Regions from separate parts of the Homo sapiens genome. Here region 1 is linked to region 2. A link is a loop called in an ENCODE intact Hi-C map of the cell type or tissue named here. Cell type or tissue: dorsolateral prefrontal cortex. All regions are shown on one strand. Links, peaks and the distances in the headings refer to the core of each region. The heading gives the core; the rest is flanking DNA. Region 1 has its middle 150 kb from the start of ZMIZ1-AS1. Region 2 has its middle 290 kb from the start of ZMIZ1-AS1.

Evidence for each region. Hi-C counts contacts between places; a loop is a spot of excess contacts. Peaks named below come from ENCODE experiments on the same cell type or tissue, not always from the same donor. Only the 100,000 strongest peaks of a DNase experiment are listed, where the experiment ranks them.
Region 1: it touches region 2 in a loop (5-fold over the local background); 4 of 110 quality-filtered maps call a loop at or near these places.

Annotation. Positions count from the first base shown.
Region 1 is chr10:78,905,203-78,920,169 of GRCh38, forward strand. No RefSeq gene overlaps it. Among named protein-coding and RNA genes, the nearest start is that of ZMIZ1-AS1, 150 kb to the right of the region's middle. RefSeq lists enhancers at 5,307-5,811, 5,812-6,316, 8,061-8,580, 8,581-9,101, 10,734-11,235 and 1 more. In dorsolateral prefrontal cortex, for the core only: a CTCF peak has its summit at 8,699; DNase peaks (open chromatin) are centred at 7,871, 8,719 and 9,499; H3K4me3 peaks cover 286 bases; H3K27ac peaks cover 1,534 bases.
Region 2 is chr10:78,771,107-78,786,073 of GRCh38, forward strand. No RefSeq gene overlaps it. Among named protein-coding and RNA genes, the nearest start is that of ZMIZ1-AS1, 290 kb to the right of the region's middle. RefSeq lists an enhancer at 5,874-6,761. In dorsolateral prefrontal cortex, for the core only: no CTCF peak of the experiment used is centred there; DNase peaks (open chromatin) are centred at 5,833 and 6,555; H3K27ac peaks cover 3,096 bases.

The sequences.
Region 1 (14,967 bases), core at 5,604-10,603, 140 kb after region 2:
CCACCTCTGTCTCTGTCTGCATGGTATGTGGTGTCAGGGCTTCCCCTCTGTGTACGTTGCTCAGGACTTTGTCTTTATGTGTCTGTCTCTGTCTCTCTCTTACCCCCCACATCGGGTGTGATGTGTTTGTGTGTGTGTGTGTGTGTGTGTGTGTGCATGCATGTGTGTAGTTCACCTTCCCCATCTTGCCCATTTCTCCCTCCTACCTACAGTTCCTGCTCCCATCTCTCAGCCCAGCCCACTTTCAGAACAGCCCTCCATGGTGCAGGAGGCCCGGACAGGCAGCCTGGTGAATGAGCTGCCCCACTTTGCCCTCCAGTGTGTGTTTTTGTTCACCCACGGGTGTTTGTTTACCTCTCACTTGGTGTTGCCTATGCAGCTGAGAGCTCACTTTCGTGTTTATTACCTCGTTTGCTCTTGACAGAGACTCTGTGAAGGAGGCAGAGTGGGGAAAGGCAAGAGCTATTACTTCTATCTGGATGCATGAAGAAAGAGAGGCTCAGAGAGCTCAAGAGCTCATCTAAGGTCACACAGCTGTCAGGGCCATCTTCCCGACAGGAGCATCAGCAAGTATTGATTGGGGCATCTGTGCACTGTGTGTTCCAGCCTCACACAGTGCCCGGCACTGCTCAGCCACCAACTTATGTGGCTACAATGAGCTCCCTGAACCCTGAACTTTTCTGGGCTTGCTCTGACCCAGATTTTTCCAGATCAGCCAAGCTGACTCCAGGAGGGGCAGCACCGCAGTCCTAGGCTGTGCCGGTAACCTGAGGCCTGGTGATTTCTGGAAGTGAGTCTCTCGGGACCGTAGCCTGGCCCTGTGGAATGGCGAGCGGCAGGAGGTCCCAGGCAGTGCTGATGAGTGCCCCAAGCCCTCTGCACAAAGCAGCCCACAACGGAGTGCAACGGGGATCCTTTGTCCTAGGCCTGGAGTGCAGCCAGCTGCCCTGCAGCCTGGGAGGGATCTGCACAGTCACTGGGGAGGTGGTGCTTCCGAGCACGGAGGTGCACCTGCTGAGTAGTTCCTCGGGCATCACAGCCACCTCCAACACCTCATGTCCCGCCCAAGCTCAGCATCTCCTTCTGCCACCCACTTCTGACCTGCTTTCCCTCCTAGATGCCTCTTGGGAAACAGAGACCACCACCACCCATCAGCACCCCTGCCAGCAACCTGGAGTCATCAGTGGCTTTCAAAACACCTTTACCCCTAAGCCAGGTTCTGGACCAAGTCCCAGGAAAGCCACCTCCAATGGGCCTTACTTTCTGAGCATCCTGACATCAGTGAGCTTGCTCTCCTGCCTCTGTTCTCATGCTCACCAAGTGACTATCTAATTATAATTTGAACTTCCTTTTAGAATCGTCTCCCAGAAGAGAATCCTCTGAGTAGGGTGATGAGGCTATTCTACTCAACATAGCTCTTGTCATTCTCTTTGTAAATGTACTATTTGGTATGATTTACTAAAAAATAAAATAGACTATAATAATATGTCCAAACTTGATGGAGAAATCTGAGGACAGTCACTTAACAACAACAACAAAGCATGATGATGGCCAAGAAAAAACAGGTGTGTATGACTATATAGCCTTCAAACTCCGAGAAGGCTATGATGAAAGAAGAGGTATGTTCATTTTTGCAGCCTTAAGACTCACATGTAGACAGATTTAAACAGAAGTATTACCTTTCTAAACAGCAGGTAGTGAGCTGCCTGTCACTGGAGGCATGCAAAGTGCAACTGCAAATCTTGGCAGGAGTACTGCAGAGAGGTGTCACTCCTGAGCCTTCCCTCTTTTTTCCACTGTTAACACATTCACTCAATCACAAAGCTTCAATGACTCTTAAATCTACCTGTCCCCTTCCCTCCACACAGCCACCATCCTGGGCCAACTCTGCATCCCCTCCTGCCTGTTGACAACAGCATTTCTGAGATGCGCCCCGGCATCCAGCCTTGCTCCCTTCTCCTCACTGCTTCCCACACAGAAGACAGAATGATGCTCAGGAAGCAGGAATAAGTTCACTCTGCTCACCTAACACAAACCCTTACCAGGCTTCCACAGCCCCCAGGTAGAATCTCACCTCCATAGTGTGGCTACCAAGACTCATCTTCCCCCATCTTGACCCCCAGTCCAGGGTATCTTCACCACCCACACCCCCACACATGATGCCCAGCCAGGGGGGAATGCCTGCTACTGCCACTTCTCCTTCTCCTGCTTCTCTCCTCCTCCTCCTTCTCCTCCTTCTTCTCCTTCTCCTTCTTTTTCTCCCTCCTCCTCTTCCTCTTTCTTCTCCTCCTCCTCTCCACTTTCTCTCTCTCTGCCCACCCCTGCCCCAACTCTCTGGCCTTGCAGGCCCTGCCCTTTTGGCCTGGGACACTATCTCCCTGCCATGTTTGCCTGGCTGACTCTTATTTGTCCATCCCATTCAAGCTCCCACCTCCCTGTCAGAAAGCCCTCCCGGGCACCCCATGCACATCCAGCCCAGGGAGGCTCCTGCCCACAGCCCATCTCATGCTGCATCATGTGTGGCTAGTGCCTTCCCCTAGAGAATAAGAACCAGAGGTCAGAGACAGTGACGGCTTCAACACAGCAGGCCCCCTAGCCACAATGGATGGGATCAGGAAAGGCTGGTTGAAGGCAGAAAATAGGGAAGAAGGCTGCTCCATGCAGGAGGGGACACAAGCCGAGGTGCTGGCTGCCCTTGGGGTCCTGCCTGACCTAGCTTTCTAGGGCTCAGTTCTGGCCATGAGGAGCGAGAGGAGAGCGTATCAGACAAGGCTGGGGCCCCCCAGATACATTTCTGCTCTGTTATTTGCACTGCTGGCTTCCCAGAGAGCACAACCCCACCATGTGCCAGAGGCCAGGCCAGGAGTGGAGCAAGCAGGGACCGGCAGCCGTGGGCCCCGCAGGCCGCAGTGCTCCTGCGGCTTCTCATGCCAGCTCAAGGCACAGTCCCCACACACCGAGCTGCTCCTGAGCATCAAGGCCTCTCTGTGCCATTTGGAATTCATTGCAGCAAGAGCTGCACTGAGCACCAGATCTGGCTAACAACAGTGCAGAATTTTCAGGGTGTCACGTGGATTCTCTATCTGGTTCCTGGGAACCAAGGACACAGGAATGGTTCTCCTTCCTCTCCTTGTGCTGTCAGAGACAGCCATGCAGGACTGAGAGGAACGGAAAAGTGGGACAGGCAGGCCCCCAGACCATAGCTCCCCACCTGGGCCCCAGGCCCTGAGCCTGGCAGCAGGAGAAAAATAAAAGCCAGTCCTCTCTCCTCAGCCCCAGTGCACTCCGGTATATCTACCTCCACTAGTTAATGCTTACAATGCGCCAGAACCCGTTTGAAGCATTTTATATACATCATATATTCAATCCTCACAGCAACCCTGAGCGGTGGGCACTAGTGTTGGCTTTGTCTGACAGAGGCGAAAGCTGAGGCATGGAGAGACTTGGAAACTGACCCAGAGTCCCACAGATATACATATAGGTCCAGGGTTCAAACACCGCTTCCGGAATATCCCCTGAGCACCATAGCCAGACATAAAGGCTGCAACCAATGTTGTCCTTCAAACTGGGGCAATGAGTTGCATTTGTGCCATAGCAGGGAACAGCTTTTTCTGCTGCTCCACTGTGGGATCATCACCTTCCCAGGTGCTGAGAAACTGAGAAAAATATTTCAGACATGGGTGGTTGAAGTCAACAACAGCCCAGTAGCTGTCACGGAAATCATTCGGGGGCCCTCGTTTTTCAGGATTAGAAGGAGACTGTCAGAGTGACAAGGGAAGAAGGCAGTGGGTCTGTGCCTAGTCTTAGCTCTGTCACTCAGGTTCACAGCCCACCGAGCCTCAGTTTCTTCCCTTGGAAAATGGAAGGATAAATCAGCCCCACAGTGGAAAAAGAGAGGATTAAGAGAGAAGGAGAAAGATTTCTTTTTAAGCATAAAAAGGACTTGGCCCAGGGCCTGACACACGTAGTAGGCCTTCAGTAATGCAGCTTAGGTCTGGATATAAAAGCTAAGCAAACATACCCCCAAGGAGAACTGGGGGCTTCAGAGCTGACAAGAGAAGCTGACAGGCCAGCCAGAGGGAAAGGGCAACTCGGGAACCATAGAAAATGTGTACGCCTTGCAAGGGGAGGGGACAAGCCCTCGAGGGACAAAGGCCAGTGTGGCTGTGAGCCCACAGGTCCCCTCTTGGCTCTAAGCCACCTTCGAAGGGTCTTACGAGAGCCCATTCAGCCAGGCAGTTTTATCTTGTGGCAGCTGAGGGAAGGGGCTCCAGCTCCATTATCCTCCACCCTACTCTGGAGTTACAAAGAAAATACAATTTATCTGGATTGTAAATCAAGGGCTGGGGACCAGGGAAAGGAGCAGCCTGAATCACAATTCCCAAGGAACGTTTTACAAAATCTGCAGAGAGAAAGTCATTTTCTGCAGCCATGGACGGCCAGCTTACAGAAGGAGGAGGCATCCAGAGCTGAAAGTGACTGTTGCAAATATAAAATGCCACCCAATATTGAGCAAATGAGGAAACTGGGACCACAGAGTGGAGAAGGGCCTTGCCAGGGTCCCTCAGTGACATGGTGGCAGAGCTGGACCTAAGTCTGAGGCTCCAAGTTCAGTGCTGCTTCCTCTCACCTGTGCCAGGCAGAAATAAACTCAAGGGTGAGAACCCTACAGCATAGCTCAAGAAGTGAGACTGTGGACTGAGGGAATCCCAGTGCTCCCTTCCCTAAGCTAGGAGCCATGGGCCCAAGAAGAAGGAGAGGTATCCAGACAGTCCCCTGAGCCCCTGAGGAATAAAAGCCATCAACACCTTAAGATTTGCTGGGCATTAGGAGACTGTGCTCAGTGGCAGAGAAATAAAGTGGACATCAAACCCCTGGTTCAAACCCTGCTTCCACCCCTGCCATGAATAGGGGTGAGCCTAGAGCTTACCAATCCAAGCCTCAGTTTCCACATCTGGTAAAGGGCGAGGAGGCTTTTTTGCCTTGGAAAGTTACTGGGAAGCTTCATGAGATAATTTGCACCAAAGTGCATCCGTGCCTGGCACCTAGTGGATTCTCAGCCCGTGCTTGGGGAATACAACAGATCCCTAGTCAATGGTTGTGAAATGCCAAGTAGAGACTGGAAAATTCTACTGGGTGCTTGAGCAGAGTGTGGTGTCTGGGCCTGGCATCTGCCAAGGCCTGAGTGGGCTCTTTCTCCTGAAGGCCCACATGTGCCAGGGATGGATGTGACCACTCCAAGAAGAAAGAACAGGGCATTGGAGGGCAGTGAAACAGGAGGTAGGACACAGTCACCTGTCTAGCTCCACCACTCATCCAGTGTGCCCACCTGGGAGAGTTGCTTCCCCACTCTGGGATCACATTTCCCCTTTGCAAAATTAGATCTTTTTCTTTCATCCTTTTAAAGTGCCATGGGTGCCCTCACATCACTGCTTCTTCCTGAGCCTCAGTTTCCTCCTCTGTGAGATGGGGATGGCATGGCCTTCCACTCGGTGCAGTTCTGGTCCCAGCATGCTGTCGATTTGCTGGGGGACCATGGCACTGGCAGCATGTGTCTTATTAGAGGTCCCTTTCTTTCTAGATGCCATTCTTAAAGATTTCCTCAAAGGTACAGGCAGAGATGTGAGTCAAGCAAGATGAGCCTGCAAAGGAACCAAGGCATCCTCAAGCCACTAGACCCCAGTCATTGAGAGACCATGGCTTTGCAGCCCTGCTCCCCCGGGGCTCCTGATGCCAGTGGGGCAGGCAGAGCATGACACGGTGTGACCAGTGCCGTGAGGACAGAGACGATGCAACATGGGGAGCACAAAGGGTGAGCAGACATTGCCTGTGAGTCCTGCCCGGGGGTCAGGAAGGCCCGCCCAAGTCCCCACTGCCACCTCAAGGCCTTAGTGCCGGGCAGTCAATGCCAGCCCACACCCTTCCTGAATGCCAGACCTGTCCTCTCACTCCTAGTGGGCATCTCCTTCCACTGGTGCATGGGCACCTCCAGCCTGGCTCATCCTCTTACCATCTGATCCCAACCTGTCTCTCTACCTTCTCCACCTCAGTGGTGACTCTACCACCCACACATCCAGAAACTTGGCTTCCCCCTTGTCTTAAACCACTCCTCACTGAACTGGCCTCTAATTGGGGTCCACCCATTTTCCTAAATTCTCTTTATCCCTCCTTCTTCATGCCCACCTAAACCCTCATTTAGGCCTCCTCATACACTGGCCTCTTTCCTCCCTAGACTGGGGATTCCTTGAGAGAGGGCACTTTCTCTCTCAGCAGCACATCCCAAAGCCCAGTATATTGGGGCCTGGTAGGTGCTGCTTAAATTTTTCTTAAATAGAATAGATTAGGAAGTCTTCATAATGGAGGAGACATCTGGGGGGTGTCTGCAAGCCTGAGTAGAAGTTAATCCAGTGGACCCAGAGGAATGGAGTGTGGAAATGACGCCCCTGCTTCGTTCCACAGGGACAGAAACCAGTGGGTCAGAGCCTGGGAGGTGTGGCAGAATGAGAAAGTGGTGAGGCCAGGGCAGGGCATGCTGGAGAGGCACTGGGGCCAGATCCTAAAGGGCCTTCAATGCCACACTAAAGAATGTGGTTTGAGGGAGGCTGACTTTATTTACTTTTCTTCTAGATTTGTCTTTTGGGCAAGGAGCACTCTGACGGCACTTGAGGAAGACAAATCGTGAGACCAGCCCAACACTTGGCTCTGAAAACCTTGCCCCGGCCTCTCATGAGATCAGATTTCCCTGCTTTGGGCCAAACTCTTTAAAGCACTTTGGCATCGGGTGAAAGATTGTCAAGGCCAAAGGGCTGGCAGGGGCATGTTGGACGGTGTCCAGGGTCATGCTGGTCCTCTGCTCAGCTCCTGCTCTTATGCCCTAACCTGGTGGCTCCTTTGGAGCAAGGATACGGAGCAGAGGTGGCCAACCTGGGTAAAGGGTGAGTTGGGGACCAAGGGGACCACCCTGCAGAAGACATCTGTTGTTACAGCTGTGGGTTGGGGGCCACAGCAGTGGGAATGCTCCATTGTTGAGGATGTTTGAAACGTGCCCCTGCGGGAGCAGGCTTCACATGCTGGGACCCCACCTCCAGGATGTCATGGCAGCCCCCACCCATCCTGCTTCTTGGAGGATGGAACTCCTTCTGGATGCTCAGTAGCCAGGGATTCTCCATTGAATCACTTGGAATGGGAGCACATGCAAATTGTGAAAAGACATCCGGGCCATGCTAGTGGCCTCAGCATCACTTTTTCTCCTCCTTTCTCCTCCACCGCTGCAGCTGGACTTACCTGCAGCACACACACATAGCAGGGGCCTCCCCTGAGGTCTTGGGCCCACAGTTGCTGCACACTATATATAGTCTTTTATTTGAAAATTATTTGAGTTATTCATTAATGTATACTCGTACTCCTCCTTGAAGGTACAGTGACGGCACCATCTCTCCCAGGAATTCTCCCTGGATTCCCCCAGGCTGTGGGGTGCCCCTTCTCTGTGCACTATCCACCCCTGCTCCCGCTCCTCACTTCCCTCTATCAAAGCAGCAGCCTCTGCTTTGAAAGAACAGAATGGCAGCGCTGGCTGTGCCCTCACTAGACTGAGTTTCTTCAAAATGTGCCTCATTCATGGGAGTGCCCTAAGCCTGGGACCAGCCAGGGGCTCAGTCATGTTCACAAGCCCAGCCGAAGGAGGGTGGGAAGGGTGGTCAGGAGAAGAGAAGCAAGCAGAGGGGTAGGGGGTGACCGCATCAACCAAGGCTTGCATGGAGAAGAGGGTCCAGGTCGGGGATACTCACACTTGCTCACACATCAGAACACCTGGAGGTGCATCCAAGCTCAAAGAGCTGGGCCCACCCCATGCTCCTGATTCAACAGGTCTGTGCTGGGGCCCAGGGACAGGCATCCCCAAATGGTGCTGGGTGATGCTGATGCTGCTGGTCCTGGGACCACACCTTGAAACCCCATCTGGTCTGAATGACGGTGAAGCCAAGAGTAGGAGGAGGATGAAGAAACTAGGACGAGAAGAGGGCTGGAGCCATGCTGTGCAGGGCATTCAATGGTGGCTCAGAGGAGTCACAGCCACTAGGAGGGACAGTGTCCAAAGGCTGGGAGACGGAGACACCGGCAGCCCCAGGTGTGAGCCCCCACCCTGCCCTGACTCTCTTCCCCACATCAGCCAGCTCCTTCCCAGGGCACCGAAGTCCCCTCCTGTGTGAAAGGCACACAATCTCCATGCCCAGCCCACCTCCTCGAGAGGCAGGTGTGCCTCGCAGGGAGAACGGCCACGAGAGGGTTTTGCAGGCTGGAAGGCCCTCAGCAGATGTGTGAGAGTGATTATTATAATCTCCCCTCCCCCAGATGGCATGGTCCGGGTTGCCCCCTCCTCCGCCTGCCAGGCCCCTCTCAGCGGTCCCCGGGGACATGAAGGGCCCAGCTGCCTCCTGGGAGGCCCAAGCCCAACCTCAGCATGGGCTCAGCCTCCAGCCCACAGGGCCTTTCTTCAGGTGCAAGGACCCAAGTAGCTGTCAGCGGGCAGCTCCTCGGCGGGGCACCTCGGGCGGGCGGGAGGCAGTGGTGGGGGTGGCGCAGTGCAACCAGGGAACAAAGGCCGGCTGGGAGTTGGCAGGGCGCCATCAGGGTTCAATGCACAATGGCCCGGGGGGCTGGCGGCTTCGCTCCTGGCCGGCATTTGCATAATGTCTGGGGCAGGAACAGGTGCCCGGTCAATAGGCGATTGTGAGACTGTTCTGTCAAAAGAGAAGGGGCCTGTATTGAAGGCCAGGCTCGCCTATTGCAATGCAAATAGCATTCAAAGCAGACCAGCCCAGCCTGGACTCCCGGGAGCTCAAGCTTCATGAAAGCCACCGAGCCGGCCCGGCTGCTGCCGCTGCTGGTGCCCGCTTTGTCTGAGGCCAAAGGGTGGCATCAGCAGCGGGGGCTGGGAGCCGTAGCAGGGAGTGAGCAGACTGGTCCACCCATCCAGGAGGGCTTCCTGGAAGAGGAGCTTTTGTTGTTGAACTTGGGCCAAAATATTAGAATGAAACTCTGCGGCTTCTCTGAAGAGAGCCCCAGACTAAAGGGGTTACCCCAGACTAAAGGGGTTACCCCAGCTGGGTATGCCACAGCGAAATCTGCAAGGGCCTTGCAAGCGCCTTGCCAAGTCGCTCCCCACTTCTCTTTGCATGGCTCCAAGCCCTAGGATTCTGGCTCCTTTCTCAGGGTACATAGTGAGTACTGCGTGCTCACAAAAGACCAATGCCGCTCTAGTTGCTCCCTGTGGATGAACTCATTCAATCCTCACAGCAACCCTGTGAAGTAGGGTGTATCTGTGTTCTCATTTAACAGATGAGGAAACAGAGGCACAGAGAGGTCAAAGGTTGCACAGCTAACATGAGGCAAAGCCGGAGACTGAACCCAGGCAGTCTGGTTCCAGAAACCATACTCAGCCACCATGCCCGGGCTGCCAATGTGTTCCCTTGCTGCTTCACGAAGGAACTCAAGTCCAGAGGGCAGCAGCTCCTCCTAGCTGGACCAGAATCCAGCTTCCTGGCTTCCTGCCCTTCCTGGCTCCTACCTCAACAGCTGAGAGTACATCAAAGAGGGAAGGTCTGACGTCCACCTCAGGGATGGGCACACGGAGGTGGCACTGGGTGATAATACTGAGATTACATTTTTTTCCAACACCGAAGACAAGGAAACACCCTTTACCTCACAGAACTATTCCAAATTGTAGGGACTTTTGCTTGGCAGGTTGTGTGGGTTCACTGGAAAAGCAAGGCCCTCCGAAGCTGGGTTCAGGTCCTTGCTCTATCACTTACAAACCAGATGACCTCAGACAACTGACTTCTGTTCTCCAGCTCTCAGGTTCCTCATCTGTGAAATGGTTGGTTGTGATAATTTGCATTCCACGGATGTGGGAAATACAGCTCCTTAAAGTGGTTCTCAGTGGTATCTGTTCCCTTCCCCACACCGGACTCTCTTTGGAAGTGAGAGCCTCAAAAATATTCCACCCCACCCAGTTTCATGCTGAGATGAAGAAGCACAAGCATTTGTGTGGGTGTGAATTTATTAAGTCGCTTGCTTGCATTCCATTGACTTTGCAAGATTTTTTTTTTAATTTCTTGAAAATTTTCAGGGAACTCCCCAGGGGAGGCCATTATCCACCACACAATGCTTGTGATGCCTGAATCGGATAAGAGGAAACTCCCTACTGTAATGGGACAGGTTGAGGGACTCTCCAAGCTCTTCACCGGAACCTGGAACCCTGGGCTCCTCTCACCCAAGCAATCAGAAAACATCAGCGCTCACCCCCTCATCAGTGCACAAGAGCTCTCTTCTCCCAGCCACTCTGATAGATCACCAGTGGCTGCCTGCAGGCTGTGTTGAGCAGGGTTCTGGAGTCACATCCCGGCACATTGGGAAAAAATGTCATGGTCCTCCAATGATGCCTGCTGGATGCAATGGAGGCAGTGACTTCCATTACACATTTGTCAGCCTCAATCTAGTGGTGGGGAAATCAAACCCAGAGAAGTGAATTGGTGTTCCCAAAATCACAGGGTGACAATCTCAAAGGTAGAAATATCTATTATTTTTCAAAAAACAAAGTATTTCCTGAATGTTTTATAATGAACCTGTGTTACTTTCGGAATTTAAAAAAATAAGGTATTTTCAGTTAAAGAAGTTTTAAACACATCGAAATGACCCTACTATTACCATAAGGAAAAGGGAGGTAGAAGATGTTCGGGGCAAAGCCATGGTGTTCAGGGTGGGATTTATTCAGGGCAGGGATGGCTATGTTTTGAGCAGTGTCAATGCATGCACTTGTACAGTGCTTTACAGTTTCCAAACTGCATCTCACCCCCTTATCCAGTTGGTCCTCCCCAAAGCACTTTGGAAGCAGGAAACATAAGCATTATTTACTCCTACTTTGCATGTGAAAAAAAATAAGACTCAGAAAACATGTGAGTTACCCAAGGTCACAGGGTGAATGAGTGGTTGAACTGAGCTGTGACCCCTGGTGACAGGCTCTGGGAAAAGTTAGGAGGAGCCCGAGGGAGCTTAGAGGGAGCCTCAAGACCTTCCATTCCATTCCATTCCAATCCATTCCATTCTTAGCCAGCGAGAGTCACAGCATTTGCGGAGGCAGCTGACCTAGAAGTCAATCCTGCCATAGCCTGTCTGCGGGGACCTGCTGGCGCTGGGAGTGTGGGCCACCCCCAGAGGTAGATAGAGCATCCTCTGGTTCCCGGGCCCTCCCAACCCCCCTCTGCTGACCTCATCAGCTCCCTGCCACACAATGCACCCTTCTTCTCTTTGGCGCACCCCACCCCCAGCTCTTAATTAAACTAGCTGAAGGATACCCTTCACAACAGAGGCACCAGCAGGGCCTTGTTCCTGAGCTGACCATTATCCTGCCTTGGCTACCAGGACCCACCCTCCAGGAGGCTCCTGTGAAGCCCCAAGGCCCTGCGTCTGATAGGTCTGACACCTGGACACAAACAGTGAAAACATCAGCAACGTAACAAGAAGAACCCAGAAATCATAAGCCCTGTATGGATTTTTTCATGAAAAATCAAATAAACCCATACTCATGGTGAGAAAAGGAAGTATGCTGTGGAAGAAAGACATGGAGTCCTAGCTAGGGTTTAACACCTGATTCTACCATTGACAAACCAGGTGGCCTTTGGTGAATTGCTGCCTGTGCAACTCTCAGTTTTCACAGTTATAAAATGGGAGTCATAGAAAAATGCACGTGAAGAAATGACAGGAAAATGCAAACCAAATGACCAGGAAATTGAGAAGGCTGGATGTAATTGGAGCCAAATGTATCACCCCTGGACCCCAGCAAGAGGAAACCTCCTGCTAACTCTTCCTGCTACAGCCGTTAGAAGTCTGCCAGTGATCTCTGATATGTGCTTAGAAGAGGAAAACAGGTCATAAGGAAGTTTGCTGCTTCTATTCCAATGAATAAATTTCGGAGATGTATGCAGTGACCCCAGCTCTCTTGGTGAAGGAGCAGGCAGAGGTTTGCAGTGAGTTGGTGGGAGCTGGCTGATATAATCAAATTTTATGGTTGCATCCATTGTCCTAATTGGCCATATACTTGAAGTTAAAGGGACACAACACTTGGCCACTGGATTCACAATTCTCACAGACCTGTAAGCACATATAGGGCAGTGTGACTAAAAGGCCCCACATCACAGGGCTATATTCAGAGCTCAGGCTCAGGAGACAAGCAGACCTGAGTTGAAATCCTGATATCCAAACTTTGAGAGCTTCAACCATTACATAACTTTTCTGAGCCTCAGTTTCCCCCTATGTAATAACTTTTACCTACCTATTAGAATTATTGAAGATGAAATGAGCAAATGTCAGTAAAGGCAAGGTGGAAAATCAAGCACATTCATAGTTCCCAAACCACTCCCCACACTGCTTCCAGGAGTTCTTCCTTAAATGTAGCCTGACCATGTCCAGTCCCTACTTAAAATCCCAATGGCCTCTCATTGCAATGAAATCCAAACTCTTTAACACGATACTTCCCCTGTATTTCTCACCAACTACATTCTTACCAAGGCTCCCCCAAACTGTGCTCCAACTACACCCAGTCACGGGGTCGATGCTTTCCTCTGGGCACCATCCCTGCAGGTGCTTACCCTCCCGCCCTGTAAGCCCTTCCCCCATTCCTCATCTGCTTAGTTCCCAGCCTCTGGCCCCAGCTAAAAGAGCCAAGGAAGGCTTTGCCTTTGATTCTCTCCTTTTTGAAACGTTAATGAAATTTTTTTTGAATAGGCAGAACATTCACAATATTCAAAATCCAAAAGGCACAAAGAGGTATATAGTGAGGTGTCCCCTCCTCCCATGCCTCTCAGCCTCCCAGGTCTAGCTTTGCTCCCCAGAAGCAGCCATTGTTCACAGGTCTTCATCCTTCCAGAGGAATCATATAGAAGCCTATACATGTGTATACATATATCTTCATTTTCTCCACTTTTATACAAATAATAGAAGAATTTGAATTCCATCTCATTGCGTGCCTTGTCCTTTTCACTTAAAAATACATATTGGAGCTCAGTGCATGCATATTAGTGCATAGAGACACCTCCCATTACCTTTTTGTTTAATGACTGCATAGTGTTCAATTGTACAGATCCACCATAAATTATTTAGCCAACCCCCTAGTGATATTTAAGCTATTCCCAATCTTTGGTGATACAGAGAATGCTTCATGTAATAATCTTGCACCTGTACAGTAATCTTGTACATGTAGAAGTGAGATACATTTCTAGAGGCAGATTTGCTGGGTAGAGAAGCTGGGACACACGTAGTGCCAAGATATTGCCAGATCACCCTCCAGACAGGCTGGGTCCCATTGGTCCCCATAGTATTTACACCACTGCACACTCCATCCACCCTCCAGCAATATGTGTCTGTCCCACACACTTAGCAACATAATCGTGAGCAATCTGGGGTGGGGGGCAGCATCTTTGTGACATTTCCACGGACACTTCTGTCATCATGAGTGAGAGGGAGCCTTTTTTCACACATGATTAGTTTGAGAGCCATCTGAATTCCTTTTTTGTGAGCTATTTGTTCATATCCCTTGCCTGTATTCCTATTAGGTTGTTTATCTTTATTCTTAATGATTTGTAGGAGCTCTTTATTTACCAGGGAAATCAATCTTTTGCTATGGCTTAAGTTGCAAATATTTTTGGTCCTTTGTGTAAGGCTTCCTAAAGAAAGTGATACTTGAAAGGAATTAGATGCCTCTCCTCCATGTCAGGTGACTGCTGAATGAATTGAGCGATAGGTGATTGGTTGGTTGATTGATTGAAATGAATGAATGAATGAATGAGACTTGTCCTGCACAGCTTGTCAGTTAGCCAAATACCCAAGTCAGAACTGAGCAAATTGAGCAAATTAATAGAACTGAAATCCCACCAGGACTTAGTAGCCCAGGGACCTCCCAGAGCCTCCCTCTCCTTCTCCGCCCACCCCAACCCCCTTCCCTGGACAGACCTTTCCATCAGCCAAAGCTCCACCAGGACAGGAGAGCAGGGCCGCAGCTCCCATTACGGAATTTATCTCCCTTGTCGGCCTGTCAGAAACAGAGAATTTATTGCCTCATTCACTTTGAACAAAACCTGTTTCTGGAGACTTTTATGATGGAGGAGTAAGGAAAGGAGTGAAGTGAGGGAGTAAGTGGGGATGGAAGGGATGTGGCCCAGAATATGTAATCTCACAGAGAGAAGCACTTCGGCAAGAGGCCAGAAGTGGGCTCCAGGCATCTCTGGTCTCTCTAGCAACCTTGCTCCCTGCTGGGCAGAGAGTCACTCACCAATGTTTGTGGGATAGAGATTGGGCTTTATCTTGCAGAAGATGAGGGCTTGGCCTCTCCCTAACACTCAAGCTCCTAGTGATCTAGACTGTCCCCTGGGTTCTGTCACACTGGTCTCCTCTCTGCTCAGCCAACAGCCAAACATGGCTGACTGAGAACCAGCACAAGCCGCACACTTACTCTATGCCTGGCTCTGGGCTGTCACGCCATGTGTGTTAGTTCCTGCCAGTTTCCCGGTGCCTGATGCAGTCAGGACAGTGAGTATCCCCATTTTATAGGGGATGACTGAGGAATGACACAAAAGACAAGCAACTTGCCCAAGATCACAGCCAGGCTTCAAACACAAGTAGTCTGATCCAAAACTCATCAGCTCAGCCACTGCACCCACTGCCCAGCAGACATCCAGCTGGGAAGAGGTTGTGGGGAGAAGAGCTGGGCCATGAGCACGTTCCAGGACAAGCTCCCCGATCCAAGGCACTGGGAGAGGCCTCCCTGAAGGACGCTTAGGGATAGCTCTGGGAAGAGGCAGGGAGGGAGGTGAGCACAGAGCCTTCAAGACAGTAGGACAAACAAGTCCAGCATAGGAAGCATAGGCAGACATGGGCAGGTGTGGACAGGTATGGGCAGGCTTGGCATGGGCAGGT
Region 2 (14,967 bases), core at 3,986-8,985:
TGTTTGTTTGTTTGTTTGTTTGTTTTGAGACAGAGTCTTGCTTGGTCACCCAGGCGGGAGTGCAGTGGTGTAATTTCAACTCACTGCAACCTCCACTTCCTGGGTTCAAGTGATTCTCCTGCCTTAGCCTCCCGAGTAGCTGGGATTACAGGCATGCGCACCCACACCTGGCTGATTTTTTTATTTTTATTTTTAATAGAGATGACGTTTCACCATATTGGCCAGGCTGATCTTGAACTCCTGACCTCAAGTGATCCACCCAGCTCAGCCTCCCAAAGTGCTCAGATTACAGGCGTGAGCCACTGCGCCTGGCCGTGGTGGAATCTCTTAATGTCTCAAGGTTATGGTGAGGCCTAAATGAACCTATGGGCCTGAGAAATCCTGTGCCTGTGAAGGCCAGGCCTGTTTTCCTGGCAAATAAAACAGCAACGTCTGAGGCACAACAAGAACAGCAGCCAGGCAGTTTGCTTTATATGAATTTTTAACCCCCAGGAAATCCAAAGGCAGGCAAGCGGCATTACTGGGTGCCTGCTATGTGCCAGGCATGGTGCTGGGCTATGACCTACAGTATCTCATTCTCCCGTGCCATGGGGCCTGCCTGTGTGGCATTGGGGTTAAAATACCCATGTTTTTTCAGAAGAGGAAAGGGAAGCACAAAAACTGGCCAAGGTCACATCTCTAGAAGGCTTCTGATTGTCTGCAAAGAAGTCACAAAGAAATGAGTCGAGGTGAGGGCCAGGGCAATAGAGGGGCAGGTTTGGAAGCCATTTGTACATTATGAGACCTGAATAGAAGTTTTGGAGTCAAAATAAATAAGTAAGCAGCTGATTTCCCTGGAGGAGACTCAAGCCACCTTTTATTATTTCATTGGCTCAGGAGCCAAAACAGCTGCATTTTATCATTCCTCAGAAATCCATAAAAGGGATGGAAAATGCTGGTGCTTATGGGGAAAATGGATGAGCATTTAAATTTAATTGTGGCCCCCTGCTGCCTGTGATGGGGCCTGGAGATGATGCCTATGAGCCTTGGGATTGCCCCGGCAGAGCAGCGGAGAGGAATACTTTGCATCCAGAGAGGGCATCCGGCCTCCAGGCCCAACCTGACCCCTTGTCTCTGCCCTCCTGCAGCCTCCATCCCCCATTCTCCCCATTCCTAGGACATGGTCCTGAGTGTTTCTGTGTGTTGTGTGCCTGGCCTTCTGCCCCAGCCTGGGAGCTCCATATAGGCTGGCCGGGTTTCCCTGGCCCCAAGTGGCCATTTCAGGCCTGCACAGTCGCTTACGTGGGAAGCTTCCCTTCCATCCCTGACAGTGGCCTTGCCTGGCCTCTCCTGCTCATTCTTCTTGACAGAACAACCAGGGTAAGCTTGTATACTGGACTCTGGCCTCAGTGCTGACTTGGTGAGGTACAAGATACCCTCATTGTCGTTCATGCAAGAAAATCAAGGGTTGCGGGTTCTATAAATGTAACAAGCATAGTTCAGGGGCCTGCGATCCGGCGCTTCCAACAAGCTCCTGGGTGATGCCCTTGTGGATGCTTTGTGGACAGCAGCCTGACACTCATGGCTTCCTAGGGCCATATGCTTCAGTCAGAGATGGGCAAACTGAGGCCCAGAGGGGCAGGGAGTTACCTGAGGTTACATTACGAGAGGGAAGGGAGAAGGGGACTCCCACCCCTGCCCTGCCCTCTCTCCCAGGATTCCAAACTCATACGCTCTAGGGATTGAAAAGCAGAAATGCAAGGATACGGTCAGGCAGCTCCTACTCAGCTCCTGCCACTGTCCCCAGGACCATGCAGGCCTAGTGACAGCAGTGCACCTGATTCTCAAGAGAAGTTGGAAATGCAGAATGTCACATACCTCCCAGTTTTAGATCTTTTCTGGTCAAACCAAACCTATTGGCAAGTCAAGTGGCTCTGGAGTGCCCATCTGAACGCTGCTGTTTTCCATCCCAGGAGTGCCAGCAAGGACACCTCCCTCTCCCTCAGCCTCTCGCCCATGCCCTCCCTGAATGGCCTCACTCGCTGCATGTGGCAGGTATCTGGCCTTCCTGCACCTGAATGCTGGGGCTGGACCAGGTCACCCCAGCCCTGTTCAGGAGAGAGGCCCGAGGCCCGAGAGGCAGAATGGAGGAGGCAGGTTTAAGGGTCTGGCAAACGTGGCTGCCAGCGCTAGCTCTGCATGCTCTTAACTGTGACCTTCCTCAGCCTCAGCTCCCTTACATGAGAAGTGACGATGGTCATGACAGACCCCGCAGAACCTTTGTGCACGTGATCCAAGATCAGAGGCAAGTCCCTGATGCAAGGCAGTAGCTCTGCCAACTGGGGCTCCTCTCTGGGTCCCTGCTCTTTCTGATCAATTATCGGCACACCCTGCCCACTGCCAGGGGCTTTTAGGTGCTGTAGACACTGCCCATGGTCCACTTCGTACTAAAATCCCTTTACCCTGCCTGGGTCTCCTCCCTCACTCTCCTCCTGATTTCCCGTTCCATTTTCACCCAAGCTCCAGCTCTTCCTGGAGATGCCTCCCTCCAGAGCAACAGCTTCTCAACAGGCAATGTAGGGATGGAAGAGTCTTCATCTTAAACACAAGCTCTGCTGGCCAGGTGCGGTGGCTCATGCCTATAATCCCAGCACCTTGGGAGGCCGAAGCGGGTGGATCACCTGAGGTCAGGAGTTTGATACCAGCCTGGCCAACATGGTGAAACCCCATCTCTACTAGAAATACAAAACAATTAGCTGGGTGTGGTGGCACACACCTGTAATCCCAGCTACTCTGGAGGCTGGGGCAGGAGAATTGCTTGAACCCAGGAGGCGGAGGTTGCAGTGAGCCGAGATCATGCCATTGCACTCCAGCCTAGGCAACAAGAGCTAGACTCTGTCTCAAAAAAACACACACACACACACACACACACACACACAAGCACTGCTATACTGGACGTGGCTGCCTGGGGCAGTGTGGAATGAGATGGTCTGACGTCCTCACTCAGTAAGAGGAACGGCTGGGATCAGTTAGTGATGTCTGCTGTGGGTGCGGTGGTGAGGAGTGGCAATGGCGCATGTGCAGTGTGCAGGCTACTCACCATCCCTTGCAGGGAGCACCTGTCATCCAGGCAGCTCTTCCCAATCTGCCTTCTTATTCACACTCCTCGAAGCCCCACCGTGAGCTTGGAGGCAGTGCACCACATAAAACATAAGAACATCGGGCCGGGCTCGGTGACTCACGTCTGTAATCCCAGCACTTTGGGAGGCTGAGGCGGGTGGATCACAAGGTCAGGAGATCGAAACCATCCTGGCTAACACGGTGAAACCTGTCTCTACTAAAAATACCAAAAAAACAAATTAGCCAGGTGTGGTGGCGGGCGCCTGTAGTCCCAGCTACTCGGGAGGCTGAGGCAGGAGAATGGTGTGAACCCGGGCGGTGGAGCTTGCAGTGAGCCGAGATCGTGTCACTGCACTCCAGCCTGGGCGACAGAGTGAGACTCCATCTAAAAAAAAAAAAAAAAGAAAGAAAAAAAGAAAAAAGAAAGAAAATCGGAGACATTGGGAGGTAAAGTGACTTGCCCAAAGTCCCAAGTCCCAGAAAGCCCAAAGGTTGGACCAGAGCCTAGTATTGCCTAAGTCCCCTCCCCTTTCTTTGCCTGCTGGCTCCATTTCGCCACATCCTGAGAGTAGCCAACGTGTGGGGACAAGGATATCACTCGGCATGCATGGACCTTTCCCAGGCAGTGTTTGGGCCCTGACTCTCATATCTTAGAGAAAACTCAGGCCTTGGTATCTCTAGAGCAGCCTGTGTGACCCTGGTAAGCCCCTCCTAATTTGCAGACCTCATTCTCCCAGTTTTCAAAGGATAGGGAGTGGTGCCTCCCACCGAACGAATGGCTGAATGGAGAATCTGCCTGAAGTGCTTGCTACTCAGGAGACCTGACCCCTGCTGGTTCTCATAGCAGGACCTCTGACTCCTCTCCAGCTTCCCCGTGGGCTGTGGCTCATTTACAGTCCTGTAAACAGCCCCATGGAGAGCATCCTGACAATCGGTAGAAGGGGAGGAGAGTGGAGACTTCACACGGGCCCACCCCCACCACCATGGGATTCTGCCAATCCCACCACCAGCATGAAAACATTCCTGTCCCTGAGGCCACAGAGTGTGGTCAGGCCAGGCCCAGGCTGTTCTGTCCCAAGGTCCAAGGTCAGAGCCCTCTCCTGCCTGCCTGGCGACTCAAACCATAGCCTCTGCCCCTTAAGCCTCAGCTGGTGGCACCTGCCCCATGCCGCGTCACCTGGCGGGAGAAAGCTGGATGAGATAACGTCTGGCCTGGGATCCGGCTGTAGTGAAAGAAAAGCTCTTTGCACACACGGCTGAGCCTTCACTTATTTATTTATTTTTGTTTGCAGCTCTCAGCCCGACTCGGCAAACCAGGTCATGAAGGGGAGAAGCTCATGTCTGTCTTGCAGCCTGATTTCCCACGGAAAGGCCCCATGTTTACAGTTCTGGGGTTTCCCAGCAAAGAGTAACACTCCAGTTGGAAGCTCATGTGGCCAAAGAATGTCTCCGGATCAGAGAAAGGCAACACACCACCCAAGAACACAGCTCTGTGGGGGGTCCCAGGAACAGGGTTGAAAAAGCAAAGGGAAAAAATATATAGCATTAATTTAGCATCTACTGTGTGCTAGGTAGTATGCTAGAGATTTCATCTCAGCTCATTTATCCTTAAAACAATCATACTGGGTGGGCAATTCTCAATCCTATCTGTACAGAAAATTTGTAAACATCATCAGTGGTTCTGGCTTCATTTTTCTGGGTGGGCCCTGGGCATAGTATTTTTAAAAGCATCCCAGGAGATTCTAATGGGCAGCCAGGGGTGAGAAATGTGGCCTTAAGCAGTGTTTCTCAAACTTCTGTGTGCATAGCAACAAATCTCTTGGATCTTATTAAAATACAGATTCCAATTCAACAGGCTGGGCCAAGGCTGTATTTCTGCATGTCTAGCTAGCTCCCAGGGGATGCCCAAACTGCTGGTCCCTGGACCACACTTTGAGGAGCAAAGGTGTAGCCTATAAACTCCAAGGCAGTAAGACTTATTGCTGCATCCCAAGTACCTCCAACAACGCTAGGGCTGAGTAGCTGCAGAATAAATATTTGTCAAAGGCATAAAGAAATGAACAAGGCTCAGAGGCAGGTATTGTGTGGCTGTCATGTGAGCTGGGGGACTGTGCACAAGTTACTTAAATATCTCATTCACTCCAATTTTCATTTGAAAGATGGGAGCAGTCATATTTTGAATTCCAGTGGGTTATTTGAAGGATTAAATGAGATGATGTGCAGACTGGTTATTAGATGATGTTAAAAATTATTGCTTACTTTTTAAGGTATGATAATAGATGTGTGGTTTCAGTTTAAAAATATTTTAACTAGTAGCAACACATACTGACGTATTTACAGGTGAAGTGATACAATGTTGGGTGTTTGCTTTAGATATTCCAGCAGAGAATGATGAAGTGAAGAAGAAAAGGAGGAAAAAAGAGGGGGAAGGAAGAGAAAAAGAAGAAAAGCAGGAGGAATTGATTTAAAAACAACAACAACAAAAAATGCCAATTGTTATTGAAGCTGGGTAGTGAGTATAAGGGAGGCCCTCGCTATTCCATTTTTGCATACATTTTCCATGATAAAAAGTTAACAATAAATTAAAAATGTGATAAAGCAGATAACATGCTTAACTTGGCTCCTGATTTATAGCAAGTGCTCAATACACAGTAGGTCCTGTTTCTTTGACTTGGCTGTGATCACGAGGCACCCACCAGTGCACCCTCCAACCCTGAGTGATGTGTGCTGCGTCCCAGCATCAGAAAGAGGAAGGATGAGATTTGAAACGAGGTCTTCACAGTGCTCCGCCCACAGCACCCCATGGCTAAGAAGCAGTGTTAGTTTACCTTCCCTAACAATTAGCAGCCATGGCTATGGTAAAAATAAGAACCATTATGGAATACTACGTCAGGCCTTTTGCATGCATTATTTAATTACACGATTTATTTACATTATTTAATTACATTAATTAATTACATTGTTTCAGCCCTGCAAAACCCTATGAGGTAGATGCCATTCCTACCACTCCCCAGGTAAGCAGAAGACTCAGAGCTGAGGTGCCCTGGCCAAGGGGACCCTGTCCGCCCTGGACATCCCAGTATGCACGGGTGGCCTCTGCATTATTTAATCTGTGACCTGCTTTGGCATCTCACTCCTGGTCTCAGCTCCTGAGGCACATCCTGCCTGCCCTCCTCACTGCTGCGTCTCTAGTGCCTGCATCCACAAGGTAGACCCTCAGGCAACAGCTCTTGCCTGCCCCCCAGCTGGACCCTGGCATGGGTGCCCAGGCACATGGAGGGGACAAGTGGCCCCTCCCTTCCCCTCCCTGTCTGAACCCGGAGGGTGGGATTTCCGTCCTAGGACTGAGCTATTATAAGTACAAGGCCGCCTGCTCCCCTGGGCTGCACACCAAGTTCTGCTGCAAACTCCAGCATGAATGGCAGCCATTCTCTGCCCAAACTCCAGCTCACTTCAGCTGTGTAGTCTGGGAAGGAAGACCTCAGCCTTCCCCAGGCCTGTAAATACCAAAGCCACACACGCAGCAGGACTGCAGCAGCCAATAAATCTTGGCCCCAGGGTTCTCTTAAAGAGGCAGAGCTTGGGACCAACACCAGGCCAGGCCCTGCCTGGTGACAGCCAGCACTCCATCCACCTCCCCTCGTCCCAGCCCCAGGATGAGGACAGAGAAGGCAAACATGCAGCAGGCACTCTCCCCATAAGCTTGCTTCTCTTGCTTTATAAAATCTAACTTTTTCCCCCTCTGCTGCTCACCCTAGGGTTAGGCTAACAAGGAGTCCAGTGGGAATGAGCATGATACATTTTCTGGACGTCAGAGCCACTGGACTGGTGCAAGAGGCTGTGTGGGAAAGCAGCGATCCCTTGGGCTGTCCACAAGGCAAGCTAGGGGATGCCAAGGTGGACAGGCAGAGTCAGGCAAGAGAATAAGCCCAGCACGTTCCACCCCTAGCAGGCATCGTGGCCACTGGTGAGGACACTGAGACCTGCAGTGCTGAAGATGAGAGGTGGACATGGCTGACCTCCTTTCATGCCACACCAGAGAAAAATGAGGCATGCGAAGTCCAAACGGGCAGGCAGCTCACCCAGGGGGCCCAGGGCAGTGCCAGGGCTAGACCCTTGCTCTCCATAAGAGGTGTCTTTGATTGTTCTTTGGATAGGATGTGTCTTTTTATGAGGAGAAGTCTGGTATTTAATTGCATCCTCCTAGAAATGAGATGTTCCGTTTCTCCTGGAGTCCATTTCCCATGCGCTAACAAACCCCCCGGATTTGTAAGATATCCAAGCCTTTTGTCTTGGATATCTTGCCTGGACACCTCGTTCTGCATGGCGCCCCTGCAGCATGCATCCTGTGCTCCTGCTTTGGCCACAGCTGGCCCTGTGGAAGGATTGATGCTGGGGAGACATGGCTCCTGCCCTAAGGAAGTGCACAGTTTGGGTGGAAGTTGAGAACCCCTGTCCTGTCCGGCTCTGCACCCTCTGGCTACCTGAGTGGGGTGCTGGGTAGACCTTCGCTGTTACCCGGGATCAGAGGACAGAGGGACCTGATGAGCCCAAGAGAGCATGGCAGGCTTCTCTCACCAGGAGGACAGATGGGAGCTGGGTGAGAGGATGGGGTCAATCAGATTTCCAGGGTCAGAGCTGGAGGGCAGGATACTCTGGGCAGAGCAAACCCCTCATGCCAAAGCACACTGGTTAAAAGATTATGCCAGGAGAGGAAGGAGTCGGGTGCAAGGCAGCCCCATCCCTGACCACATTTCCCACCCGCAAATCCATCCAGGAATGGTGCCCCCTGTAGCGGCTCCCTTGCACTTTCCCCATTGAGTCACCGACTCTGATTTTACAGATGAACAAGCTGGGGCCACGGTGAGAAGGAAAGTACCCAAGGTTGTCTGGCTAACTGGGGTCAAACCAGTTCCAAAAAATTGCCCCCTGGGTCTTGCCTTGGTTGTGTGATTTTATTGTCCCTGTGAAGGCAACTGGTGACTGTGCGAGTAGGGATGCATTTGCCAGTGTTCAGAGGAAATGATTAACTTCTGACCTGCTGACCTTGGCTACCTGATTGCCAGAGTGTTAGGCAGCTGCTTGTCACCTGGACCAGGGAGGGCTTGAGAAAGGGTCAGAGACTTCCACCCCTGCCCAAGCAAGCTGCTTTCACCCTGCACCTGGGACCATGGACTGTCTAAACTGGGAAGCCTAATAGAGCACCTATCCCTTGCTCAAAAAGGACACCGAGTCCCAGAGAGGGACAGCAACCAGCCTGAGGTCACCCAGCTACAGGGACACATGCACAGATGCCCCCAGACAACTGGGCATACCACAAGTTCTTGAGGACAGAAGAGATGACTCATGCGCCAAGCAGCCCTGGCTGGGAGCAGGCTCTGCCCAGCCTGCACCCTGCCTGGCATGGCGAGGAGGGGCTGCAGGGCATGGGATGCTGTGATGCACTGAGCACTAACCACTCCAGATTATTAGGCTGGATTTTCATACCTGACCCTCTTCATTCCTCAACTATAGCCCTGAGAGGCAGGCATTGTCATGCCCATTTTACAGACGACAAAACTGAGGCTCAAAATTATACAGAAAGTTTATGGGTTTTAAAAATGATACAGCCAGGATTCCAGTGAGGTCCATCTGACTGAAGTTTGTATTTCCTCTCCTTCTCCCTCCCCAGGTAGTCCCTGCCCTGTCAGCTAATGTTTTAGCAAGGGTGACCCACACTCTAAGGACAGTGTGGAGCCTTCATCTGTGTCCCAAGCTGGGCCCAATGAGAGATGAGGGTGTCAGGGTCAGGAAGCCCAGTACTTGGGCAGCCAGGTGGGCTCAGAGAGGAGGGAACTCTATTTAGGTCCCAAGGATGAGTAGGATTTGGCAAGGCCCCTTGAGGACAGCACACGGGAACATATTTCCAAAAATTATCCACGCTGTGTGCTCAGAGGCTCAAGGAGAGAGTTGAGGGTTTGGTTGGGAATTATCTGGCCACCAGCTTGGGGCTGTCTCTCAGCGCTGGAGAAACCAGATCCCTCCAGTCCAAATCCCTCTTCCTCCCTCAGACATACCCCACCCCAGGGTTCTGAAATTTTGTTATAACACTTAGAGACTAGCTGGGAGGCATGTCCCAGGGGGCACAGAATGGAGCTGGGAGATTTGCCACAAGGACCAAGACCTGGCTTTGGCACCCAGAGGCTGGGCCAGCATGGGTAAGTCACTGACACCCTCAGATCTCAGTGTCCTTATTCACCAAATAGACATTGGTTCCCTTCCCGAAGCTGGGAGAAAGTGGTCCAAGCACACCGAGATGGACCACTCCACCCCTCACATCTGTGGGCATGAAAATCTCAGCTCGGCCTGCTTCGCTCAGTTGTCCCCATCTCCAGGCAGCATCTGCAGCCCACTCACTGCATCTTAACAAGGGCCCGGCACTGTGCCTCACAGGAGCCCAGGCAAGGTCTGGGGAAGGGGACTGAAGACTGCTGAGATGCAGAGCATCTGAGCACTCCATCCCGGAAGTGCCAGAGTGCTACGCAGGGTTGGGCCACCAAAGGTTTGTCCTCCAAGGAGGGTCCCCAAGACAGAAATAACTCAGGAAGCCCTGTCCTGAGTGTCCCTGGGTGCTGCTGCTTGGGCCTGCACTGCCGCATGGTGTTGGTGTCAGCCAGCGGCCTGTGAGAGCCCTGCCAGGTCATCGGGAGGTGTGTGAGGCTCTGGGCAAAGCCCTAGCTTTGAAGTCAGATGGGTGTAGGGCCCGAAGCTGGCCCTGCCAGCCACATGCAGGCAGCGAGGCATTATGCATTCCTGTTCCATGGTGAGGATAACAAGTATCTTTAGAGTTGTTGTAGGAATTAGGACCAAGAACAACTACAACAATAATAATAGCTCTCCCTTTTTGAGATCTGACCATGTGCAAGGCAGTATTCCAAACCCTGTGCATGCAGAGTTCTTCTGATCCTCCTAGCGGCCCTATGAGCCAGGTCCTGTGCTGGCAGGACCCCTGCATAGATGAGGAAACTGAGGCACGATAACAGTAAGGAGCTCATTGTGCTCACACAGCCAGCTGCTGGTGGAGCAGGGCTCCGACCCAGACCTCTCAGCGGCTGCCTGTGCTCTTATCCAATAAGGCGTGGGAAAACTCCTGCCTTGCAGTTGGTGATCAATAAATGTATCAATAACTCATCATTACTGCCCTTCCCGATGATGGAGCGCAGGCCCCCGCGAGGCCCAGGGCAGGAAGCACTGTGCTGCTGCACTCCTGGGAACCAGGTTCACATTGGCTGGGACCCCTGGAGACGACTGGGACACCACAGGCTCATTCCAGTGGCCACTGTGATGGCCCTCAGGAGGGCATGCTCTCCTCCACCCATGGCCTCTGCAACAGACACAGGCCTGAGGTTCCAGGTCTTGGGAGTTCCTGGCCGCTCTGAAGATCAGGGTCACAAGCAGGAATGGCCAGGTAGAAAAGCAGCCCAGAACTATTTTGCTCCTGAGGCTCCACCCCTCCTCTACTGGATGCTGCCAGCGGGGATTGTGCCACTGTCTAACTCTGCCTTCTGATGGTCTGTGTTCAAACATTTTATGGACAGGAAGCCATCCTGTGGAGCCTGTGGAGATGGGAATGGGGGTGGGGCCAGGGTGGGAGGTGTGCAAAGCCTTTTCTGTCCAGCCATCCCTTCCCAGGCTAGGAGAGAAAGGAAGCTTTCAGAACAAGTCAAAAGCGAACAGGGTCCAGGATGACCTTTTGGGTTCTTGTGTCAGCAGAAGGTGTCCCAGGACTTTCTCTCCTGTTCCCTTTGTCTCTGTATTTACAATGAAATGGAAGCATCTGGAAAGGAGAGAAAATGCCCTTTGATATGTGGGGTTCCCCCAGGTCCAGGAAGCTTTCGGCTGTGACAACAGACTCCATCCAAGGCCTTCCCAACCCTGGGGGTTTCTCCTAAATCCAGTGGCAAATAACTTTCCATCGTGCCCACCCACTGAACCGAAGGAGGAGGTGCACACCTCAATCACGCTTCACAGCCCCCTCGGCTAGCGCTGGCCTTTTACTGTTATCCACTGATTAATTTTCATTTAGTCATCTTATTTTCAAGCTTACATAAATGCATTTTAAAAGAACAGTTTATATCACTATCATAAAAGGAAAGCTAGTCTTTTTCTAAAACACTGAAATGACTATCTGTTATCTTGTGTGAAGTGGTTTCCAGTGTAGTCCAAATCACCCTGCTCACCACAGGGAATGCTGCTCCAGCTTGGCCCTCCCTGCCCACCCAGCCCATCCCTCTCAACGGTTTGCTGCCTCACCTTCAGGATGAGTACACCCACATCTTTAGGCCCCTCTGTCGCTTGCAGACCTGCTAATCCTGGGCCACAGCCTCCTCAAGTCCTCCACTCCACTGCTTCTCCTCGGAAATGCCTCCAGCACCAGCTGAGCTCAGCCGTGGAGGGTGCACCATTGGTTACCATGCGGGAGCCCTGTGGACAGCAAGGGCATGAGGGGAGCGGGAGGTAGTGCCTGGTCACCTGCTGCCACAGCCACATGCACAGCTTACCTCCATTCCTGGGACATAGTCAGGAGTTTGCCTTCTGCAAACTATTTCTCAAGAACCAAGTTTCACCCTTAGTTCCAACTCAAAAGTGCTCTTCCTAAAGCAACTGAAATGCCAGCTCCAGAATTATCTGTACCAACTAGATTCCTCCGTGGTGACCCTTGTCAAGTCTCATTATTTATTTCACAATAAGGGAGCAAATTCTCCTTGGTGGCTGTTTCCCCTTTACCCCTCTTTCCAATCCCCCTGTGGCTGGGGGGGTCTCCTGTCCTGCTGCATCATCTGCCATCTTTCCAATGCCACCGTGCATAGCAAGAGCACAATGTGCTGGTTGTTGTGTTCTGAATGTGCCTCCCGAAATTCAGATGTGGAAACTTAATTGCCATTGTGATGGTATTAAGAGGTGGGGCCTTTGGGAGGTGATGAAGTCATGATAGTCCTCATGAAGGGAACTGGTGCCTTTAGAAAGAGATGTGAGGGAGCTGTTCCCCTTTCCACATGTGAGAATGCAGCAATAGATGCCATCTTGGAAGCAGGGAGCAGCCCTTACCAGATGTCGCATCTATGAGCACCTTGGTCTTGGACTTCCCAGCCTCCAGAACCATGAGAAAAAATGTCTGCTGTTTATTAATTATTAATTACCCAGTCTCAGATTTTTTGTTAGAGTAGCACAAATGGACTAAAATGCTGATGAAATGCCTCAATGAATGAAGGTGCCCTCAGGTGAGCCCCCAGCCCTATGCTCTTCCCTCTCCCTGAAGGCATGCACAATTGGCCAAGTGACTGGTAATAATGACCTAACCTTAACTGAGCACCTACTGCATTCCAGGCACTGGGCTGGAGCTTTTCTCACAATTTCCCACAACAACCTGGCCAGCTGGGCTTTCAGAATGTTCCCATATTCCCCTCTACTTCCCACTGCCTCCAGGGCTCCCTCCTGGTGCAAGCCAACACCATCTCACCAGGCACAGCAACAGCCCCTTGAAGGATGTTCTTGCTCCCACTCCTGTCTCTCACCTCCTGTCTTTTCCCAACACAGAGGTCATGAGTTCCTGTTAAAATGTAAATGAGATCACATCTCTCTTTAAGATAACATGCTCTTTTGACTCCCTGTCTCACTCAGCACAAAAGCCAAGGTCCTGAGCAGGCCCCACCTGGCCTGCCCCAGCCTGCCCTGCCTCCAGCATCTCACACCTGTCTCTTCTCCTCTCCCACTGCTCTCTGCCTCACTCACTCCATCCCAGACCAGGGGCTTCCCTACTGTTCTGACACACCTGGCATATTTCCACCTGAGGACGTTGCACTTGCTGTTCTCTCTGCCTGGATCCCCAATCCCCTGGTAGACATGTCGCATGCTCCGTCACTTTCTCCTGGTCTGCCCAAATAGCACCTTCTTGGTGGATCCTTCCCTGGACATCTTACCTGAGATGACACCCCAACCCTACGTTTCATATTCCCCTACTCAGATGAAGTTTCCTTCATGGTATTTAGCATTTTCTAATATTAACTTGAATTCTAACTACTTTATTGTCCATCTTTCCCTACCATTCTTTCCTACCCCTGCCACCAACTTGCCCTTTTCTACTAAAATATTGACTTCCTGAATGTGTGGACTTTTGCCGGATTTGTTCTCTGGGGTAAACTTGAACATCGAGATTGGCTGAAGCCAGGGACTCAGGAACTATGGTGTATTTTATTATGAGCAGCCTGAGGTTCAGAGAAGTAATGGATTCTGCCCAGGTCACAAAGCTGGTAAGAGATGAAGCTGTTATAGACACCCTGGTCTATCTGTCTTCCATATCAAGCTCCCTCTAATACCCATGACAGTGGCTCTATCAACCACGGTGCTGTGTGTTTCAGTCCCTGTGCAAAGCAGGAGAAGCAGGAAAGACAGCTGCAGCCAGATTCCCCCAGGACTTGTTGGTCTCCCAGCATCACAAGTTTCCAGGACAAGAGGCCCCTTAGTGGAAGCAACTGACAAGGGCCAATAATTCAGTACCAGTGCTGGGAAAGTAAGTTTTTTTTTTTTTTTTTTGCTCGTTTTGTAAGAGAAGAAAAAAATGCCATTTGGCCTCAGAAAGATGTTCTTGCTGCCAAACACATGATTTTTGCACATGGTGAGGACGTGTGATTTTTACATATGTATTTTTTCCCTTTTAGTAAAAACAGTTTCATCCCTGGCAAGAAGGTGAAAGAAAGGGAGTATAAAAAGATTGCCATGGAAAACCATCACTTTGCCATTACAGAGACCAAAAGCCAAGAGTTTAGAATCTCCATAGATGGAAGGGAACAAAAAAAAAAGAGAGAGAAGGAGTGAGACAAAAGATCTCCAGCGTTTATGAAATAAGAACTAGATCTGGGGCTGACTCCCTTGTGTCCACTGTAGAGCACCCCATGTCTTCAAGAGTGTTTAGATGTCTCTCAACTCTGAGGTGGCAGAGGACGGGCAGCATCAGTGCAATCTTCCTACCGTGACCAGGGCAGACATTAGTAATCAATCACAGCATCCCTTCCTATTAAGCAGGGATGCAGCCTCAAGGCACTCCAGGAAACCCCTACCCATTGATTAGAGTTGGCAAGTAAGATGAAACAAGGTTGCTGTTCTGCCTTAATCAACCCTTACATTTTGCATGTGAAGTAATTGAGACACAGAGAGAAGCTGTGAGCTGGCAAAGGTTACACAGAACGTTTGCATAAATAAGTCCTTTTCCAGTTTTGCTGCTAGCTCTCAGGCCACGATTTGTTCCACTAGGCTCCCTGTCTGCCGAGTGTCTCCCAAATCTCTTCACGGATGTGAGAAGTTGTTGGGTTCCTGAACACCTAACAAGCAATGCAGAGAATTCTATCCGGAGCTTAGATTTTCTGCCTCTATGGACTTTTCCATCAGTGCCAGAGCTATGGGCCATGATCCTCTGCAGAATCACAGCAGGTCAAAATGGCCTCCCTAAAGGACACCAAAGCTCCCTCCCAGGACCATGGCCTTTCACGTGTTTATTATGGAAGTCACTCTTAAAAGGGAACAGCTAATAAACTGTGAAGGGTCAGCATTCCCACAGGAAATTGTCACCACTCTAGAGATGGTTCTTGTATATTTTTCCTCAGTTTAAGAATAAAATTTTCCATGAGATTAGCATTTCTAAAGTGTTTTCTGTGAAACACATTCTCAAGATGTCCTAGAAGATTTTTCACAAAGATAAGCAGAGCTAAAATACAAATAAAATAAAATAGAAAAGACGTGTGGCCAACGATCTTGGAACTCAGCACAGGATAGCTCTTCTGTGGAATCGTGCTGCATCTTAGAGTGTAAAAGGCCCTGAGAAGTCCTGCCTAA